Linked DNA regions of Homo sapiens: region 2 is linked to region 1. A link is a loop called in an ENCODE intact Hi-C map of the cell type or tissue named here. Cell type or tissue: CD4-positive, alpha-beta T cell. All regions are shown on one strand. Each heading gives the region's core, and the rest is flanking DNA. Links, peaks and the distances in the headings are about the cores only. Region 1 has its middle 6.3 kb from the start of TRC-GCA11-1. Region 2 has its middle 5.0 kb from the start of GHET1.

What was found. A loop is a pair of places that touch in the nucleus more often than their neighbours do. Peaks named below come from ENCODE experiments on the same cell type or tissue, not always from the same donor. Only the 100,000 strongest peaks of a DNase experiment are listed, where the experiment ranks them.
Region 2: a loop joins it to region 1, with 3 times the contacts of the local background. A loop is called at or near these places in 2 of 110 quality-filtered maps.

What each region holds. Positions count from the first base shown.
Region 1 is chr7:149,416,530-149,426,539 of GRCh38, forward strand. No RefSeq gene overlaps it. Among named protein-coding and RNA genes, the nearest start is that of TRC-GCA11-1, 6.3 kb to the left of the region's middle. RefSeq lists an enhancer at 5,259-5,758 and a silencer at 5,890-6,139. In CD4-positive, alpha-beta T cell, for the core only: CTCF peaks have their summits at 5,895 (motif pointing right) and 6,182; a DNase peak (open chromatin) is centred at 5,982; H3K4me3 peaks cover 1,519 bases; H3K27ac peaks cover 811 bases.
Region 2 is chr7:148,977,511-148,987,520 of GRCh38, forward strand. It overlaps RNY3 and RNY1. Among named protein-coding and RNA genes, the nearest start is that of GHET1, 5.0 kb to the right of the region's middle. RefSeq lists enhancers at 401-902, 9,876-10,010, 9,944-9,993 and silencers at 2,433-2,633, 5,848-5,947, 9,664-9,733. In CD4-positive, alpha-beta T cell, for the core only: no CTCF peak of the experiment used is centred there; DNase peaks (open chromatin) are centred at 5,371 and 5,981; H3K4me3 peaks cover 1,838 bases.

The sequences.
Region 1 (10,010 bases), core at 4,558-7,057:
TTCACAAAAGGAAATAGTATAATAGTAGTTGATAGAAAAGTATAAGTGTTAGTAAGTCAAAATAAATCTTAGTAAAACCAAAGACATGCAAATGAAAACAACACCATTTAACATTTTTCCTGTATTGAAATGGACAAAAATTAAAGTAGCAATCCTCATACTGGCAAGGGTATGGTAAGTCCATACTATTTTAGGCCTGTAAACTGGTACAATTTTTTATTTTTATTTTTATTTTTTGAGATGGAGTCTTGCTCTATCGCCCAGGCTAGAGCGCAGTGTCGCAGTCTTGGCTTATTGCAACCTCCACCACCTGGGTTGCAGTGAGCTGAGATCCTCAGCCTCAGCCTCCCAAAGTAGCTGGGATTACAGGTGCCCGCCACCATGCCCGGCGAATTTTTGTATTTTAGTGGAGAAAGGGTTTCACCATGTTGGCCAGGCTGGTCTCCAACTCTTGACCTCAAGCAATCCACCTGTTTTGGCCTCCCAAAGTTCTGGGATTACAGGCCTGAGCCACCATGCCTGGGCTTGGTATAATCTCTCTCGAGAGGAAAGGCAGTATAAAATAAGAGATAAGTTCAAACAATTCCCTTTGACCTAGTAGTAATTCTGTTTCTATGAACCCAGCCCAGAAAAAGCGTGAAACATGAACAAATGTTGGCTCAAAGATATTTAAGTGCTCTTAAGTGTTATTTAAAATATTTAAGCAAATAGATGGCAGGGCGCAGTGGCTCATGCCTGTAATCCCAGCACTTTGGGAGGCCGAGGCGGCTAGATCACCTGAGGTCGGGAGTTTGACACCAGCCTGACCAATATGGTGAAACCCCCGTCTCTACTAAAAATACAAACATTAGCCGGCCTGTGGTGGTGCGTGCCTGTGATCCCAGCTACTCAGGAGGCTGAGGTGGGAGAATAGCTTGAACCCGGGAGGCAGAGGTTGCAGTGAGCCAAGATTGCACCACTGCACTCTAGCCTGGGCCACAGAGGAAGACCCTGTCTCAAAAAATAATAATAATAATAATAATAATAATAATTAAACAAATAGAAGCAGAAATGCCTAATATTAGAGAGGTGGTTAAGAAACTGGCATATCTACATGATAGAAAACTAGCTATTTAAAATGTTTGATATAATTCACAAGAAAATGTGAATTACATCTTAAGTCAGTGGTTCTCGATTCTGACTACCTTAGAATCACCTAGGGAGGTTTTAAAAGTACTAATGCAGGTACGAGGGGGCAGATCAGTTGAATCAGAATATCTAGAGTGATACCCAGACACTGATAGTTTGTGCTGTCAGGGGATTCCAGTGTGCAGCCACGGTTGGGAATCACGATGTTAAATGAGAGTGGGTATTATCTCAAAGGTAAAAATAAGTAGAATCAACCAAACAAAAAGGTAAAAAGAAATATTTTGAGATCCTAATATCTCCTAGCTCCATGGTGAGATTGTTAGTGACTATTTCTTCTTTATACTTTTTGGTATTTTCAGTAATTGTTTTATTTTCCTAAACCACTAAGAAATTATTTTTTAAGTTTAAGGGCCCCCAGAAGCACCTCAATTCAAATTGGAAGCTCTTAATCTATAGTTAAATGCCCTATTTAGGGCCATAGCCCCTTCTTGTGCCCTCCCTCCCATCCAGCCACTCCCAGGACTCAGTCAAACAAGCATCAGTGCGTGGAACTGGCACAGGTCCTCTCCGTGGCCTTCTAGGAAGCCACCTACCTGTCAGCTTCCTGGATCACCCACCTAAGGGCATCTCAGTTCGGTGAGGATGCCCTTCACGTGCACTGTTTGCTCCAGGGCACACATGTGAAGACTAAAGCATGAATATAGGGGTTATGGGTGATTTCAGAATGTTTTTCTTTATATTCCTCTATATTCTTCACATTTTCTGCAATAAAATGTATCACTTTGAAAATCAGAAAAACCCATAAATATTACAAATTTAAGCATATCTCTTCTAGTAATTACAAGCAATATCATTTCCTTTTGACATAATTAGTACGTAATTGCCTAGATAAGACAAAAAAGACTCCAAGGAATGCTAATTTGGGAAATAAGTGCATTATAATTTACACATAACGTACTCATTCAAGTGCCTTTTTTTTTTTTTTTTTTTTTAAAGAACCAAGGTCTTGCCCCGTTGCTCAGGAATGCAGTGGCGTGATCATGGCTCACTGTAACCTCAAACTCCTAGGCTCAAGCGACCCTCCCATCTCAGCCTCTCAAGTAGCTGGGACTACAGGCCTGCTGCACCACCACATCATCTGGATTTGTTGTTGTTGTTGTTGGAGACAGGGTCTCGCTCTGTTGACCAGGCTGGTCTTGAACTCCTGGGCTCAAGCAGTCCTCCTGCCTCAGTCTCCCAAAGTGCCAGGATTACAGGTGTGAGCCACCATGCCTGGCCTCATTTATGCTTCTATAGGAATAATTAATTCCATTTTGCACATGAGGACACAGCCTCAGAAAATTTCCAAGGAACTCAATTTCAAGACCTCTCTGTCCAAGTCCAGGGCTGTTTCCACAATACTATATTTTTTCCATCTTTTCTAGTAAAGGTTGGATAACTGGAAGAACAGAGAGCTGAACACTGGGATCTGAAAGAGTTACCACCTCATTCCCAGTCCTGCCCTCTCCATGTGAGGACGGGTGAATCTGAGATAGAAATAATGGCTCATGTGTGCTGAGTGTTTATGTTGGAGGCTCATATACACTATCCTACAGAATCCTCATAGCTGTCTGAGGCAGGTACAATTGTTATATCCTAGGAAATAGTTAAGACTGCTCCCATTTTATAGCTGAAGAAACAGATTCAGGGGGACTAAGTGACTCATTCAGTCATTTAACAAATACACTACGTTCCAGGGTCTAGTCTAGGCACTGAGGACTCAGCAGTGAACGAGGCCAAGAAACACAGCCCTGGCCCCATGGAGCTATATTCCCAGAGGTGCAGTGTGACAGACAAGCAAACTAATGCATGAATGAAAACATCACAGATATTGAAAACACTACAGGAAAATAAAGCATGGTATTCTGATGGAAGACAACAGGGATGGTCAGGAAACGATGATTGGAGCTGAAATCCGAATGATAAGAAGCCAGTGAGGAAAAATCTGGATGCATGTCCGGGCTCACACCTGCAATCCCAGCACTGTGGGAGGCTGAGGTGGGCAGATTGCTTGAGCACAGGAGTTCAAGACCATTCCTGGGCAACATAACGAAAACTCATTTGTACAAAAGATTTTTTAAAAAATTAGCCAGGCGTGGTGGCATGCACCTGTAGTCTCAGCTACTTGGGAAGCTGAGGCCAGAGGATCAGTTGAGCCTGGAGAGTCGAGGCTGCAGTGCCACTGCACTCCAGTCTAGGTGACAGAATGAGACCCTGTCTCAAAAAATAAGTAGATAAAAATAACTAAAATTCTGGATGCAGTGGATCCCAGGCCTTGGGTAGAGTGACCCACTTGGAAGTGGCTTGGCAGGATGAAGCAAGAATGAGGCCAGTGTGGGGCAGCAGAGGGGGCAGAGCAGGACAGTGATTTGAGGTGGAGGTGAGGTGGGGTCAGGCCACAGAGGGCCCTGTGAGCTGGGTCAGGAGGTGGCATTTATTTACTGTGCCATCCCAGGGAGAGTGGAGCCTGGATTTGGATCTCCCTCCCATGTGCAGGGGCCACATCTCTGAGCCCTTCCTCAGAGACTCTGTGCTGGGCTTGGCACAGGTCTTCATCACCTCGGGCCTGTCCTGTGGAGACAGGCTTCCCAGGTCAGTCTGTAAGCCTCCTCGGCCATGCAATTAAGGTTCTTGTTCATCCAGCCGACCTGGTTTCTGCCCCTGAGGAGCAGATTTAGGTAGAGGAGGCACACATGAACATCCACTGTCACTCGGTGTCACTTCAATGATAACTGTCTTAAGCTCTGTGAACCTAGAAAGGGGAAGGGGGAGAGTGGGCACCACAGTTACCCTAAGCTGGGGTGTTCCAGAGGCCTTTTCTGAGGGAGTGACATTTCCACAACACCGTGCAGGAGGAAGGAACGTTAGTTGGGAGATGAGCAGCCCAGGAAGTTGGGCGGCATGGGTGAAGCCTGAGGCAGTGGGGTGCCAAGAGCAGAGAGAAGGTCAGGGTGCTGGAGTCTGGGAGGCAGCCTGTGTGGACTGAGTAGGGTCTTCCCAAAGTTCATGTCCTTCCAAGAACCTCAGGAGGTGACCTTCTTTGGAAATAGGGTCATTGCCAATGTAATAGTTAATTAAGACCAGGTCATCCTGGCGCAGGGTGGGCACTCAGTGCAATATGACTGTTATCCTCATCAGAAGAGAGGAGACAAAGGGAGCAGGCCAAGTGCCCGCTGGCGCACTGCATCCAATGCTGAAGCCAGGAGAGAGGCATGGGACGGTGTCCCTCAGAGCCTCCAGTAAGAACCAAGCCAGACCACACATTGATCTTGGACCTCTGGCCTCCAGAACTGCAAGAATCCATTTCTGTTGTTTAAAGCCAACCAGTTTGTGGCACTTTGTTACAGCAACCCCGGACAGGGCCGAGAAGGCAGGCAGGGCCTAGTGGGTCCTGAAAGATTTTGGACCTTACCCTAAGAGCAATGGGGAACCTCCCAAGCAAGAGAGGACTATGATCAAATTTGCCTTTTCAAAAGATTCCCTGGCCGCCCAGTGCTCCCACAGCATTCAAATCCGTTAAGAGTGAGGCCCCACAATAGGACAGAGGCCCTGCCGCCTGCACATCACTCACACGGAGGCACACGTCACTCAAATACACCGGGTGCTTGCCAGCCTTCCCACCGGCCCACAGAGCGGGGCTTCCTTGCCTGCTCCCCACACAGAACTAGGGGAGACGGCCGACCTGCGGGAGGATCGTCTGGCCCTATGCCTCAAACGCCTTAGAAAACGCTCGTACCCTGGACCAGGCAGTTCCACTCCAGGAGGTTAGTCTTTGCATGGCATTTGTTTTATTAGGGGGCCACCGCAGCCTGGGCTAAAGAATTTAGTCTTCGGAAAAAACTAGGCAGACATTTGAAAATATATCAAGGAAAAAAAGTGCAGGCCGGGCGCTGTGGCTCACGCCTGTAATCCCAGCACTTTGGGAGGCCGAGGCGGGCGGATGACGAGGTCAGGAGATCGAGACCAGCCTGGCTAACACGGTGAAACCCCGTCTCTACTAAAAATATAAAAAATTAGCCAGGCGTGGTGGCGGGCGCCTGTAGTCCCAGCTACTCGAGAGGCTGAGGCAGGAGAACGGCGTGAACCCGGGAGGCAGAGTTTGCAGTGAGCCGAGATCCTGCCACCGCACTCCAGCTTGGGCGACAGAGCGAGACTCCGTCTCAAAAAAAAAAAAAAAAAAAAGTGCAGCCTATCATGAGAGAGCGCCTCCAGGTCCACCTCCGCATGGGACAAACACAGCGAGCGGCCAGGAGCTGGGCCTCAGCCTTGGTTTCCTCATCTGCACAACGAGAAAAGTGGGTAGAATGCAGGCTGCCCGGGAAGAAGCTTGAGCAACCCTAAAGCTCGGGGTCAATTCACGGAGTCCCCTCTCCTTCTGGGACCCAAGGCCCTCCGGGTCTTCTGTGCTGTTTTGTGCCGTGGGTTGAGCCTTCGAGGTGGGGTAGGTCTCATATTTCCTGTGCTCTCAGATTCCTGCGGCCGCACCTTTGTTTGCACTAACTGTGTTTGCACCAACTGTGTTTGCACGGGGATTTGCTGGGGCCTTGGCCGGCAGGCCAGTGTGTGCAAGAAAAGCAACCTGACAGCGGCTCCTGCTAACCAGGGCTGGTTCGGGGCTGCGGCCGGGCGGCTCCCGCACTGCGACTAAGGGCCAGCCGGCTGGCAGGCGGGGCTGGGGCTCGGATGTCGGGACTAGCGGGTCTCTGGCGCGAGGCGGCCGCCACCACCGAGAAGGCCGCGCGCATTCCTAGAGCGGCCGCCAGCGGCCAGGTGAGGGCGCCGCGGCCTCCGGGGCCTCCTCGCCTCTGGCCGGCAGGGGGCAGCGCGCGGCCCCGCGCGGCCCGACGTGGCGCTGGCCCGGGAGGCAGCCCGTGGGCCGCCGGCGCGCCCTGCCGGGCACCCAGCAGCGCGCTCCCGTTCTCATCAGACGGGAGAAAAAACGCCCAGGCAGAGGAACGTCTAAAAGTCAAGTCATCAAAATTAATGTAATCGAGAAAATGTGCATATTTAAAATATGGATAGAGACGCATAAATACATCTTTAAAATAAAAATATAATCGTTTGTGTTAAGTCCTTGCTCCATTGGCTCTCAGCTGCACTCACAGCACCAGTGAGACCGACACGGTTGTGCCCCATCCCACAGGCGCCAAATGGAGGGCGCAGGGTTTTAGGAGCTCGCGTAGGGCCTCTCGGGCGGCAGCAATGGAGCCGCGAGGCCGGCGGGGAGACCGAGGACGGGACCCGCTGAGCTCTGGGTGAGCTGGGGGGACTCGAGGGGACCTGGATGGGCCAGAGGCCTGGCTTGGGGAAGGGCCCCTTCCCGGTTCCCCAAGGTCCCGGTGTGCCGCTGCCGTAGGGAAGCAGGAAGGCACGGCCGCGCCAGGCGACCTGAACGAGAGGAAGCCCGGGGTCGCCGCCCGCGGGCGCGGCTGGTGTTCATACCCAGCCAGGAAGGGCGGGCGGGCCTCGGGTGCCACGCGGCGTGCCCGGCGCTTTCCCCGCAGTCCCGCTTGCTGCCCGTCCCTGGACTCCTTATCAGGCAGCTGGGTGACCTTGCTGCAAAGGGCAGGGCCGTGGAGCAGGATTTCTGCCGCACACCAGCCACCTGCAACGGTGGTAAGAGGATTTGGCAGTGATCCGGGTACTCTACCTAATATTGGGGCTGAAATATCAGAAGGAATGATAAAATCCATTTTTAAGTGATAGCGTTTAAAGGTGTTGGATCAGGTTTAATGAAGAAAATCATCTCCATCCCAGCTGGGCAGAGATTTGGGATTGTACCCGTGTTTCTTCCCGCACATTGTCACCTGTGGCTTGTTCATCCGTTCATTTCGCGTGCACTGAGGACCTCTGAGGACCTTGCGCCAGACTCTGGAGCAAGCGCGAAATGAACAAAAGCCGGCCCTGCCCTTGGGAAAAATCAAACACACAATGGCCGCTGAGTGCACGCTCCGAGCACGCGCCAAGCCCTGGAAAGCCCGGTAGAGGGGACCCTCCAACCTCCCGCAGTGATGCGTGTGTGGCCAGGGGTCTTGCTAGGCTGCACCTTGCACCTGAATCTCCCGTTGCCTTCACCGTGGAAGCGTTTGCTGTAAAAATAACATGGGGGTTGGGGCGGGGGAGACGTCTTTGTAGCTTTCTCACAGGGCTTAAGACATCTGTCCTGCTATCTTCCCCGGCCTTCCAGGGATTCTCAGTGGATGTTAGCTCTCTGGATTTCACTGGCAAGGTTATAGAGACTTACCATTTTCTGATATGAACATCTGCCAAGTAACGCATAGAGAATAGGAAAGCATGCATATCCCACAAGGAAAAAAAATAAAACTAAGAAACTGTTCTATCAAAGAATTAAGTAAGCATGGAGTGTGTCACTGGATAAATTAAACATACAGAGTTTGGATTGAGGCTAGGAAAGGTTGAAGCAAGAGAAAAGGAGCCCTGGTGACTTGCCCAGGGCAGAGGTTTTTGAAGTGAGCTTCCTCCTTGGAGACCCCTCAGCGCAGGGGGAGTTTGGGAAGACGGGGGCGCCAGAGCAGGTAGGCTTGGCTCCCTCTCCAGCCTCTTAAGGCACGAGTTATTTTACATATTTAGCTTCTGAAAATTGTTTTATTTAAACAAGGGATTCCGGAGGCTACAAACGAAAGCTTGAAAACACTGACAGATGAAGTGCAAAAAATTTGGCTGACCATTATAAATTTGATAAAGATTTCATGTCCTGAATCTGAAAGAGATTCTAAAATATATTACAGATTTAGTTCTACAGAGAAGGGATGAACTCTTCCAAGTAATTTCACAGGTGGAGATGGTTAGAAGTCCTCATACTGGGTGGTTAAAATTGATTTCTTCCATAGTTATGGAAAAGACTTGATACCTTCTCTTGGAGAAATAAGGGACTCATTCAATTGTAAGTTTTTATTGTTTAGAACATAGAAATTCCTTCTACAACCAGAAAAAAACGCTATTTTCATTTGGGGGCAAAGAATTTTAAATAAGATTCTGGAATTCTGTTATGTGATTACTACATACTAATAAGAGTTCATCTTTTTGGTAAAATGAACACCCAAGCATGTTTGTATGCAATTAACGTTTGTTTCAAGACTCTGAAGAGCTGGCAACAATTTGGGCAAGGAAAATGTGTCTATTTCTCTCAATTTGTCTACTGTATGAATTAAACACACCAGAGACTGGCTTAAATTGGTCTGAATATTGACTTGCTTTTTTAGCAGCACTCTGAAACATTTGAGGTTTTTTTTTTTTCCCAAACTTATTTCAGAATGCATCACTGGATAAATTGGCTTGGTAAGGCATTGATTAATTCAAGACACAGTAAGGAACCACTGGGTTAAAGTGGGAAAGAAATAATACAAATTTTAGTTGGACAGTCATTATTATTAAATTGTTCAGGGGGTAACTATGGGAACCAACTTAGTGTCTTTACTTTTTGACAAAATTAATGTGATTTATAGTGATGACTATCATCCAAATCGAAAAATATATACAGAATTTTTTTTAAGAGACAGATTCTCACTATGTTGCTCAGGGTGGTCTCAAACTCCTGGGCTCAAGCGATCCTCCTCCTTAGACCTCCCGAAGTGCTGGGATTACAGGTGTGAACCACCACACCTAGCAGAAATTTTTTTGTATACGCCAGACGCGGTGGTTCACACCTATAATCCCAGCACTTTGGGAGGCCTATGGAGGATTGCTTGAGTCCAGGAGTTTGGGACCAGCCTAGACAACGTAGTGAGATGAGACCATGTCTCTACTAAAAATAAGAAAATTAGGCTTGGTGGCTCATGCCTGTGGTCCCAGCTACTCAGGAGGCTGAGGCGGGAGGATCACCTGAATGTGGGAGGTCCAGGCTGTAGTGAGCCATGATGTCACCATCGTACTCCAGCCTGAGACAGAGCAAGACCCTGTCTCAAAAATAAATAAATAAATTTTTTTAATCTTAAATTTTAGAATTTGCATAATTTACCTGCAGCAAATTTGATCATGGGACCATGTAGTTCTTGGCTGGTACCTTCTGTGGAAAAATGGCAAGTTTCACCTTTCATACTTGTTTACTTTTCTTAATTGAGTTTAGCTTAAATCCAAGCTATTTCAATCCTTTGAGGGCATAATTTGATTATTTGTGTATCAGGTAAATGAAGAGCTGATTGCATTTAATTTTTAAAAAGATTTTATACTTATTAGACTATACTGATTTTAAGAAGAAACAGTCTGTTGTCCTGATAATCATTCTTTAAATAAAATTACCAGCAGGGATAGACATTTTCACTGATACATTTTGTCATTAAAATTCAACTTTCCATTACCTGAATTAATAGACAGCAGTGATGCTCCTGTCTTATAATACTTGAGTTATTTTGAGATATTATTTTACAAAGAGAAGCAGTGAGTTTCATTCATGCGGTAGTGGCGGGGAGGGAATGGTGAGAACTTAGAGGTAGCACTGAGCCGGCAGGATTAGAGTCAAGGGTGTATTTTGTGTTATTAGGGAGCAGGTATTTCTTCCTTATAATAATCTCCTTCATGCAACTACTCCTCTGACTGATAAACAAATGGCTTCTTAGGTCCCAACGTCAGAAATAAACAGAGAAAGGTGGCCTCTTGCCATAACAGTGCTCTCCCCAAAGTCCCTAAGGTATAGAGGACTCAGTCTAAAACGGGGGCTGGATTGGTGTTCTAACCACCAGTGTGCCCAGGAACACCTATTCTACCCTGGTCAGGTGAACCTCAGGACGTCTCCCAATGTCGCCTGGGCTTGGCTGGCCAGGCAGCCAGGGAACTGTGCTTTCAGGCAGGTCCAGACTCACATGCTGTGCCCATAGACAGTGAGA
Region 2 (10,010 bases), core at 4,596-7,095, 440 kb before region 1:
ACTCAGTCTCAATAAATTAAAAAAAAAAAAAAAAAAATTGGCCAGGCACGGTGGCTCACGCCTGTAATCCCAGCACTTTGGGAGGCCAAGGTGGGCGGATGACGAAGTCAGGAGTTCGAGACCAGCTTGACCAACATGGTGAAACCCCGTCTCTACTAAAAATACAAAAATTAGCCCAGCGTGGTGGCACGTGCCTGTAGTCCCAGCTACTCGGGGGGCTGAGGCACGAGAATCTCTTGAACCTGGGCCGCAGAGGTAGCAGTGAGCCGAGATAGCGCCACCGCACTCCAGCCTGGGTGACAGAGTGAGACTCCGTCTCAATAAAATAAAAAAATAAATAATACAAATAAAAATTATCGTGTTTTGGTGATTTTGAGTTTTTAATTTATAGTGATTTCAAACTCATATTTCTATCATTTTATGTTCAATAATTTTATATTTATATAGAATGATTTTATACCTGTTATTATTATTATACATAATATGTTAACTAAAAATTTTTTTTTCTTTAGAAAGGAGATCCTTTTACCAGTATCGCTAAGACCCTCAGTAGCTCATGTCAAACCCATCATCATTATTTGAGGGGTGGGTACAAAAACATGAGTTGTTGATGATGAGTATGGGAAGAAATACCCAACATTCCTCCCCAAATTCTGGGCCAATTCAGGAGCCTACTCCATACAGGCAGGACAGAGGAATGAAATATGTCCTCCAATGGAGTTACAGGAGGTGGGTACAGCACAGCTGAGGAATGAGGACGTGCGCTTCCGCGGGAGGGGAACTTCAGGGAATTGCAGGAAAATCGGAGATTAGAGGATGTGGAGAGGCGGGGAAGGGCAGCCTTGCAGCTGCTTGGGATCTACTGGGATCGGACAGCAGAAAGGGAGTAAGATGAAGTGTCCCATTAACAGCCACCTGAGGAAGGGAGAGGGACTTGTCCCCACATCAGGGCCCAGGTGGCTGTGAGCCGCATCATTCAGACCCCAGGCTCAGACTGAAAAACAACAGAACAAACGGCTCTCCCTGGGGCCTGGGAATCCCAGGAGAGAGTAATAATAATCATTCCAGGAGGGAACTTGCTGGGGTGTCTGGCTTATCACCCCGCACAGGGCAGGGAGCTGTCAGAGAAGACCTAAAACAATCAGAAACCAACTAGAAGGTGGCTGGCTTTTCATGATTTTCATGGCGATGCCCTGGCAATTTTAAACAATGCCAACAAGAAAAGGCTCCTCCCCCAAAGCCTCTATTGGTCTAAATTCTAAAATGTTGCTGCAGTTGCCCCTGGATTTCAGTCATATACATGTAGGATTGGAATGAGCACATTTTAAGTCTTCCCTTTACTACGCATCATATGACTACATGAGAGTTAATTTGGAGAACTCTCAAGCCAACACGACGTGCAGACTCAGTTAAAACATTTGTTTGAAGAGTGAGTTCCTTTAGGTTCCCCAGGACTCACATGGTTAGTAATAAACTACCATTTGACATCTGTAGACTACTTCATCCAACAACGGCAGAATATACTTTCTTCTCAAGTTCACACGGAACACTCACCAAGATAGACGATATTCCGGGCAATAAAAGGTACGTTTATGCCTCAACAAGTCTAAAAAAATAGAAATCATACAACATCTGCTCTCAGACCACATGGAATTAAACTAGAAATCAATAACAGAACAATATCTGGAAAATCCCCAAATATTTGAGGGTTAAACAATAAACTTGTATTAGTCCGTTCTCACACTGCTATAATGAATTTCCCCACCAGGTGCAGTGGCTCAAGCCTGTAATCACAGCTCTTTGGGAGGCCAAGGAGGGCAGATCACCTGAGGTCAGGAGTTCAAGACCAACCTGGCCAACACGGTGAAACCCCATCTCTACTAAAAATTACAAAAAATTAGCCGGGTGTGGCGGCAGGCACCTGTAATCCCAGCTACTTGGGAGGTTGAGGCAGGAGAATCGTTTGAACTTGGGAGGCAGAGGTTGCAGTGAGCCGAGACTGTGCCATTGCACTCTAGCTTGGGCAACAAGAGCAAAACTCCATCTCAAAAAAAAAAGAGACCAGGCACTGTGGCTCATGCCTGTAATCCCAGCACTTTGGGAGGCTGAGGCAAGCAGATCACTGGAGGTCAGGACTTCCTGACCAACGTGGTGAAAACCCATCTCTACTAAAAATACAAAAATTAGCTGGTCGTGGTGGTGCATGCCTGTAATCCCAGCTACTTGGGAAGCTGAGGCAGGAGAATCGCTTGAACCTGGGAGGCAGAGGTTGCAGTGAGCTGAGATCGCTCCATTGCACTCCAGCCTGGGCAACAAAAGCAAAAAAACTCTGTCCCAAAACTGGGTAATTTATAAAGGAAAGAGGTTTAATTGACTCACAGTTCTCATGGCTGAGGAGGCCTCAGGAAATTTATAATCACGGCGGAAGAAGCAGCAAGCACCTTCTTCATAAAACAGCACTAGAGAGACCACAACAAGCAGGAGAGGAACTACCAAAGAAACACTTATAAAACCATCAGATCTCGTGAAACTCACTCACTATCACGAGAATAGCACGCGGGAAACCACCTCCATGTTTCAATTACCTCTCACCAGGTTCCTTCCTCAACACCTGAGGATTACAATTCAAAGCTGGGTGCGGTGGCTTATGTCTGTATTCCCAGCACTTTGGGAGGCTGAGGCGGGTGGACCACCTGAGGTCAGGAGCTCGAGACCAGCCTGGCCAACACAGTGAAACCCCATCACTACTAAAAATACAAAAATTAGCTGGGCACGGTGGTGGGCACCTGTAATCCCAGCTACAGGGGAGGCTGAGGCAGGAGAATCACTTGAATCCAGGAGAAGGAGGTTGCAGATCACACCATTGCACTCCAGCCTGGGCAACAAGAGCAAAACTCCGTCTCAAAAAAAAAGAAAAAAAATTTTTTTCAAGATGAAATTTGGGTGGGAACGCAAAGCCAAACCATATATATATAATTTTTTTTTAAGACAGTCTTGCTCTGTCGCCCAGGCTGGAGTGCAGTGGAGTGATCTCGGATCACTGCAACCTCCATCTCCCGGGATGGAGAGATTCTGGTGCCTCAGTCACCCAGCCACCATCATGCCTTGCTAATTTTTGTATTTTTAGTAGAGATAGGATTTCGCCATGTTGGCCAAGCCAGTCTCGAACTCCTGACCTCAGGTAATCTGCCCACCTCAGTCTCCCAAAGTGCTGGAATTACAGGTGTGAGCCACCAAGCCCAGCCCATATTAACACTTCTTTTTCTTTTTTTTTTTTTTTTTTTGATACGGAGTCTCACTCTGTCACCCAGGCTGGAGTACAGTGGCATGATCTCGGCTCACTGCAACCTCCACTCTCCGAGTTCAAGCGATTCTCCTGCCTCAGCCTCCCAAGTAGCTGCGATTATAGGCGCCTGCCACCGCTCCCGGCTAACTTTTGGTATTTTTAGTAGAGACGGGATTTCACCATCTTGGCCAGGCTGATCTTGAACTCCTGACCTTGTGATCCACCCGCCTCAGCCTCCCAAAGTGCTGGGATTACAGGCGTGAGCCACCACACCCCGCCAACACTTCTAAATAACATATTTAGAACTAAATAAAAAATGAAAATACATCCCATTTATGGGGTGCAGCAAAAAGAGTGTTTAGAGGAAAATTGATAGCATTAAATGCATACATTAGTAAAGAAGAAAGATCTATAGTCCATATTCTAGGTTCCCACCTTAAGAAGCTAGAAAAAGAAAAGCAAATTAAATCCAAAGTAAGCAGAAGAAAAGAACTAATAAAAATTAGAGCAGAAATCAATTAACTTAAAAAACAGGAAATCAGTAGAGAAGATCAGCCTCCGGCCAGGCTGACAAAGACGAAAAAGAGAGAATACACAAATCACTAATATCAGAAAGAGAAATTAAATGAAACAGTTGCCATGGACAAGCTGAAAGACCCAGAATAGCCAACAACGTTGAAGCAGAACAAAGTCACAGGACTGACCCTACCCAACCTCAAGATGGACTGTATAAAGCTACAGTAATCAAGACAGTGTGGTATTAGTGAAAGAACAGATAGATCAATGCAACAGAATAGGGAACCCACAAACTGGCACACATAAGGGTAGTCAAGTGATGTTTCACAAAGAGGCAATGGCAGCACAGCAGAGAACAGATTAACAAACGGCTCTGGAACAATGGGATTTAAATTGATTGTGTGTATGTGAGAGAGAGAGAGAGAGCGTCTCATTCTGTCACCCAGGCTGGAGTGCAGTATCACGATCTCGGCTCACTGCAACTTCCACCTCCTGGCGCAAGCGATTTTCATGTCTCAGCCTCCCGAGCATCTGGGATTACAGGCATCTGCCACCACACCCGGCTAATTTTTGTATTTTAGTAGAGACGGGGTTTTACCATGTTGGCCAGGCTGGTCTCGAACTCCTGACCTCAGATGATCGGTTCGCCTCGGCCTCCCAAAGTGCTGTGATTACAGGCAGGAGCCACCGGTCCGGCCAAAATTTTATATTTTAAAAATCAATTTAAGGCCGGGCATGGTGGCTCACACCTGTAATCTCAGCACTTTGGGAGGCCAAGGCGGGTAGATCATCTGAGGTCAGGAGTTCGAGACTAGCCTGGCTAACATGGTGAAATCCCGTCTCTACTAAAATTACCAAAAAATTAGCCAGGCATGGTGGCGGGTGCCTGTATTCCCAGCTACTCCGGAGGCTGAGGCGGCAGAATCGCTTGAACCCGGGAGGCAGAGGTTGTAGTGAGTAGAGATCGTGCCATTGCACTCCAGCCTGGGCGACAGAGCGAGGAGACCCTGTCTCAAAAAAAGAAAAAAAGGAAAGAAAATTTAAGTGTGTTTAATGTAAAAGTGAAAACACACAGCCTTTACGCAGGGAACACAAGATATAATACTTGGTAGGTGGAAAGTTCATTTCATAACATGAAATCTTTTTCTAAATTTGAAAAAAAAAAACTTTAAAATGGACATATCTTCTTTTTTAAATTGTTAATTGCTTCTTTTAAAATTAATGGACTAATCGCAAAATCCAGTGATACATACTGATTATTTCATGCGTTTTACTGAAAATAATTTTGTAGTAAGAGGATTGTTCAAAATGACCCGCTCTGGGGGTCAAGGGGTCGGGCCCCCACTGCAGAGCCTGGAAAGGCAAAGACCCCCGAGGCTGCGCTCCCCTCGCCCTTCGTGTCGGGTCCTGCCCCACCCGGCAGCTCCTGGGACCCGCTGTGCGGCCCAGGGCTGGGGGCCCAGGCTGCCCCTGCTGAGAAGCCAGGTGCGCGTTCAGCCCCCGGGAGTCTCTCCGAGGCTCTGTGCGCCTCATTCCTCCACGGCGTCACTTTTTAAAAAGATAATTGCTAATTATGTATTTTAAAATGTTAGCTTCCACGGACCGAATGTTTCCCTTTCTGTTTAGAGTGGGGTTCCTAACCTCCTTCCAGAATAGCTCAAGGTCCCCAGTGCAGCCGCTTTGAAACAAAACCACTTGGTAACAGGAGCGCAGGACTATGGCGAAACCGCCAGGAAAGCTTCCTAAAGAGCTCAAACAAAACAAAACAAACCTTGGAAAGCTCAAGAAAAGCATCGTGGGTGACACCAGAATCTGGGACTTCATTCATTCATACATTCATTCATTCATTTTTAAAGAGGGTCGTTGGGAAGGAAAAGGGGAGGGGACGCCGGGCTGCAGGGCTCCTCGCAGGACACACGCTCCCCCTCCACGGGGAACCGGGGGTGGGGGCGCGGGCGTGGGGGGCCGCGCCAGCCCTGCGTGGGGTCCGGGACCACCGAACCGCGGGGACCCCTGATCCCGGGGGGGCCACTGAATTCCAAGGGGCCCCCGCCCGCCCGGCCCCACCCCCGCGGCGGGTTGCCTCTTCCTTCTTAAGAGGACGTCCCCTCCCGCTCTAGACGTCCTGGCCCTGTGAGACTGAGGCCCCGCCGGGGGCACCGTGGGAGTCTTTGATGGATGTGGCTGATGCAGGGTTTCCATGCAAATCACCCACAATGCTTTGAGCAGGGTTGCCCGAGCTCCTTTAATGTCACTGAAGAGAGAAGGACCTTTTTCTTACAAAGTCTATGTGTTTAACAGTTTTATTTTTTAAACATTTGCTTTCTATTTGGGGTGTATTTATACTCTTCCTTTTTTTTAGCTCCTGTGAATAGTCACCGTAACTATGGTAGAGATGGAACTTTCGAGGCTTATATAAGTAGCAGCGTGCCTTTGTGTTTCGGCTGGTCCGAGTGCAGTGGTGTTTACAACTAATTGATCACAACCAGTTACAGATTTCTTTGTTCCTTCTCCACTCCCACTGCTTCACTTGACTAGCCTTTTGCTGTGGTTTTGGGGTGGGAAAGCATTTTCTGTTCCCCAATACAGAACAGCCAAGATCCTGCCTGAAGGTTTTTCTTAAGCACACCACTACTTGCCAGTGAAGATGACTAGTGGACAGAGCACATTAAGTGTTTTTAGGAGCCTGGCATGCTCCGTGTTGAAAAGGGAGGTCCCCTCGTCTCTGAATTGTACCTTGAGAATAAGGAGAACCATAGGTTTAGGTGACCTAAGGAATGAACCATGTCTCACGCACCTCCTTATCCACGGTGTCAGGCATGAAGAAGAGGGATCCAGGAGAGGGCAAAGGTCCGCAGAGTGCAGTGGTAAGAGAGCAAGCTTTTCAAATTGCAAAGTAATGTACATAGCATGATTCTATTTCACACTGAAAAGTAAAACACTTTGCACATCTGTGCTTAAGCTTGTCTGTGTTAATACAGTATTAGCAAGATCAAAGATGAAGAAAATCCCAAGCTGTTAACCTAGAAATGATGCAGACACGAAGCTTTCCTCTTTACTGTGTGGTGGGGAAACTGCTCACCTCGGACACGATGGTTCATGGTATTATCTCTAAACCTGGATCCACCAAGCTTTGCTTTTCTTGTAAAACATAAAGATTTTGGTATTGGAAAATATCCCCTTTCTCTTCGCAAATGCCGCGCTTTTGCAAATCAAAATTATTTTGGCTTCAAACTACTGTCTGTGCAATGACAGTAGGATATAGTGTGCAATATTTGGGACATACTTATGCTAAAAATCTATTTACACTATTGTTCAAATTTGACCAGGCATCCTGTATTTTATCTGACAATCCTATCTTATTCAAATACGTCTTAGGAAAGAACTAATGCCAAACTCTTTTCTTCCTCAAGTTATCATATTACTCTGAGCTGGCCTTATAGTTGCACTGGGCATTCATTATTGCTTTGCAGATATTATCTGGTTAGGAAGTTTCTGGAGATAGGATACATATGTCATCAAGACTGATAGAATTGTGCAGTCTCATATCTGTGGAATGAAATCAACCTAAAGTCAGAGAAATTGACTCTGCTCTCGTGTTAGTTTCGTAGTGTCCATATTAACAGTTATTCCACCATCAACTACATACTTTTTTCTCTCTCTCTCCCTCCCTCCTAACTATCCATCCATCTATCTTTTAGTTTTTAGCAATGTTTCCACTGACTGGAATAGTACAGCAATTGGTTTCATGGCTTTGTTGACATTGTTTGATTGCTGGTTTTTCTTTGCGGGGTAGCAGAGAGAATACTTTTGGGGAAGAAAGGTTATTCTGGCTCTGCAAGCAATGAACTCAGTGGCTGACTCTCGGCTGCTTATGTGATCTCTCTCAGAACCTCAGTTTCTTCATTTGTAAAATGATAATGTCTGTCATACTAATTTAACTGGACTGCAAAGAATATTAAATGAAATAGGTCATATGAAAATACCCTGTACCTTATAAAACACAATACAAATGTATTCCTTTGCAAATATCAAATGGTGACTATGGCCAATAGACTGTTACTCTCTTGCAATATCATTTAATTGCCATTATTCCTGAGATACAGTGACAGTCCTGTGTTCATAGCTGGTACGTGATCATAGCAACATCAGTTGGCTTGAACAATCACTGTAATTAAGGCATATCTATTATTGAAGAAGCAGCAAGCTAGCTGTACGGGAAAAGCCTCGGGACTTAGATTGAGGAGACCCTTAAGTCTTGACTTCCTGATTCAGTTACCTCTCACCAGGTTCCCCCTCAACACCTGAGAATTACAATTCAAGGCCGGGTGTGGTGGTTTTTGCCTGTATTCCCAGCACTTTGGAGCCCGAGGTTGGCGGACCACCTGAGGTCGGGAGTTCGAGACCAGCCTGACCAACATGGAGGAACCCCGTCTCCACTAAAATACAAAAAATTAGCTGGGCGTGGTGGCACATGCCTGTAATCCCAGCTACTCGGGAGGCTGAGGCAGGAGAATCGCTTGAACCTGGGAAGCGGAGGTTGCAGTGAGCCGAGATCGCGCCATTGTGCTCCAGCCTGGGGAACAAGAGCGAAACTCCGTCTCAGAAAGAAAAAAAAAAAACAAAAAACCCCACAGGGAAGCTCTTGGGAAACCCACATGTGCCCTCAAGGTGCCTTGGGTTACTTTCACCTATAAGAAAAATTTAAATATTCTTTTGTTGTATACACATTTGTGGCAGTCACACTGTACTGCAACACCACCACAATCTCATCAAACAACACTTTGCCTCGAGGCTGTTAGGAATGTATACTTCCATGTAGCGAAGAGGGAAGGAAGATCAGTGTAATGACCCTTTGTTTCTGATGAGGAGGCAGCTGCGTGGCTTTCTAAAGGCTACATAAGAACCTAAGGGCTGAACCAGGATTAGAAAGTGGCTCTGGTGCCTCACGTGGTGAGCATCCCGCAATGTACTCTGCCCTCTTCCGCCTTCTCTATTTTCAAACTCTTGGACTTGGTTTGTCTTCCTCCAAAATACTTTCTCTCTGAAAATGTTCACATCTCTTAGCTTCAAAACTTAACTGGATTGTCGACTTTGAAATGCCTCTTAATTTTGTCCATTGAGTGTTGTATCATCAAATACCAGTCCTTAATCCTACTGATATTAAAACATTAAAAAAATCCTGGCCGTGCGCGGTGGCTCACGCCTGTAATCCCAGCACTTTGGGAGGTTGAGGCAGGAGGATCACTTGAGGTTAGGAGTTCAAGACCAGCCTGGCCAACATGGCGAAACTTCGGTCTTTACAAAAATAGAAAAATTAGCCAGGCGTGGTGGCGCGCGCCTATAGTCCCAGCTACTCAGGAGGCTAAGGCAAGATAATCGCTTGGACCCACGAGGCGGAGGTTGCAGTGAGCCGAGATCACACCACTGCACTCCAGCCTGGGTGACAGAGACTCCAGCCTGTCTCAAAAAAAAAAAAAAAAAAAAAAAAAAAGAAAGAAAAGAAAAGAAAAAGTACAAGAAAAAGAAAAACCCCTATTCACCCTCATCCCATTTCCTGTCTTTGATCTCTTAGGACATACTATACCATCTTTACCAATAATTGGTCCGTAGTATCTATTACTATTTATTTGATTTTTGTTTTCTTTTTCCTTCTTGTCTGTGATGGGTTTTCCCAAATTTACTGTTTGTTTCTGGAAGAAAAGAATAGTACTTCGTTTTCCCCCTGTATTCCATGCTTTATTTAATGATGCTGACTTTCAACATTTTAAAATTGAGATGAAAACAAGAAACGAGGGATGCCAGGAGAGTGGAAACTCTCGTAAAAGACTAGTCAAGTGCAGTAGTGAGAAGGGGGGAAAGAGTAGAACAAGGAGTTCGATCTGTAACTGACTGTGAACAATCAATTGAGATAACTCACTACCTTCGGACCAGCCAATAAGTCCTCCTACTGTTTGAACTATTTAAAGCCCCCAAATTTGTTCATTTTCCCCTTACAGTGATATTCTGGTTTCAGTTTACTGATGACTATATTTACAATATTAATGATATATATATACTCTAAGAATTCCCTGGCACATCTATTTATCAATAGCTGGAAAAACGTACTGAATAACAAGAATCAGACGTGTTGCTAAGCATCCTGGGAAAGAGATATGCAAAATTAGCATTTCGTCATCAGGGCGTCTTTCCCCCGGTTTGTCTTGAG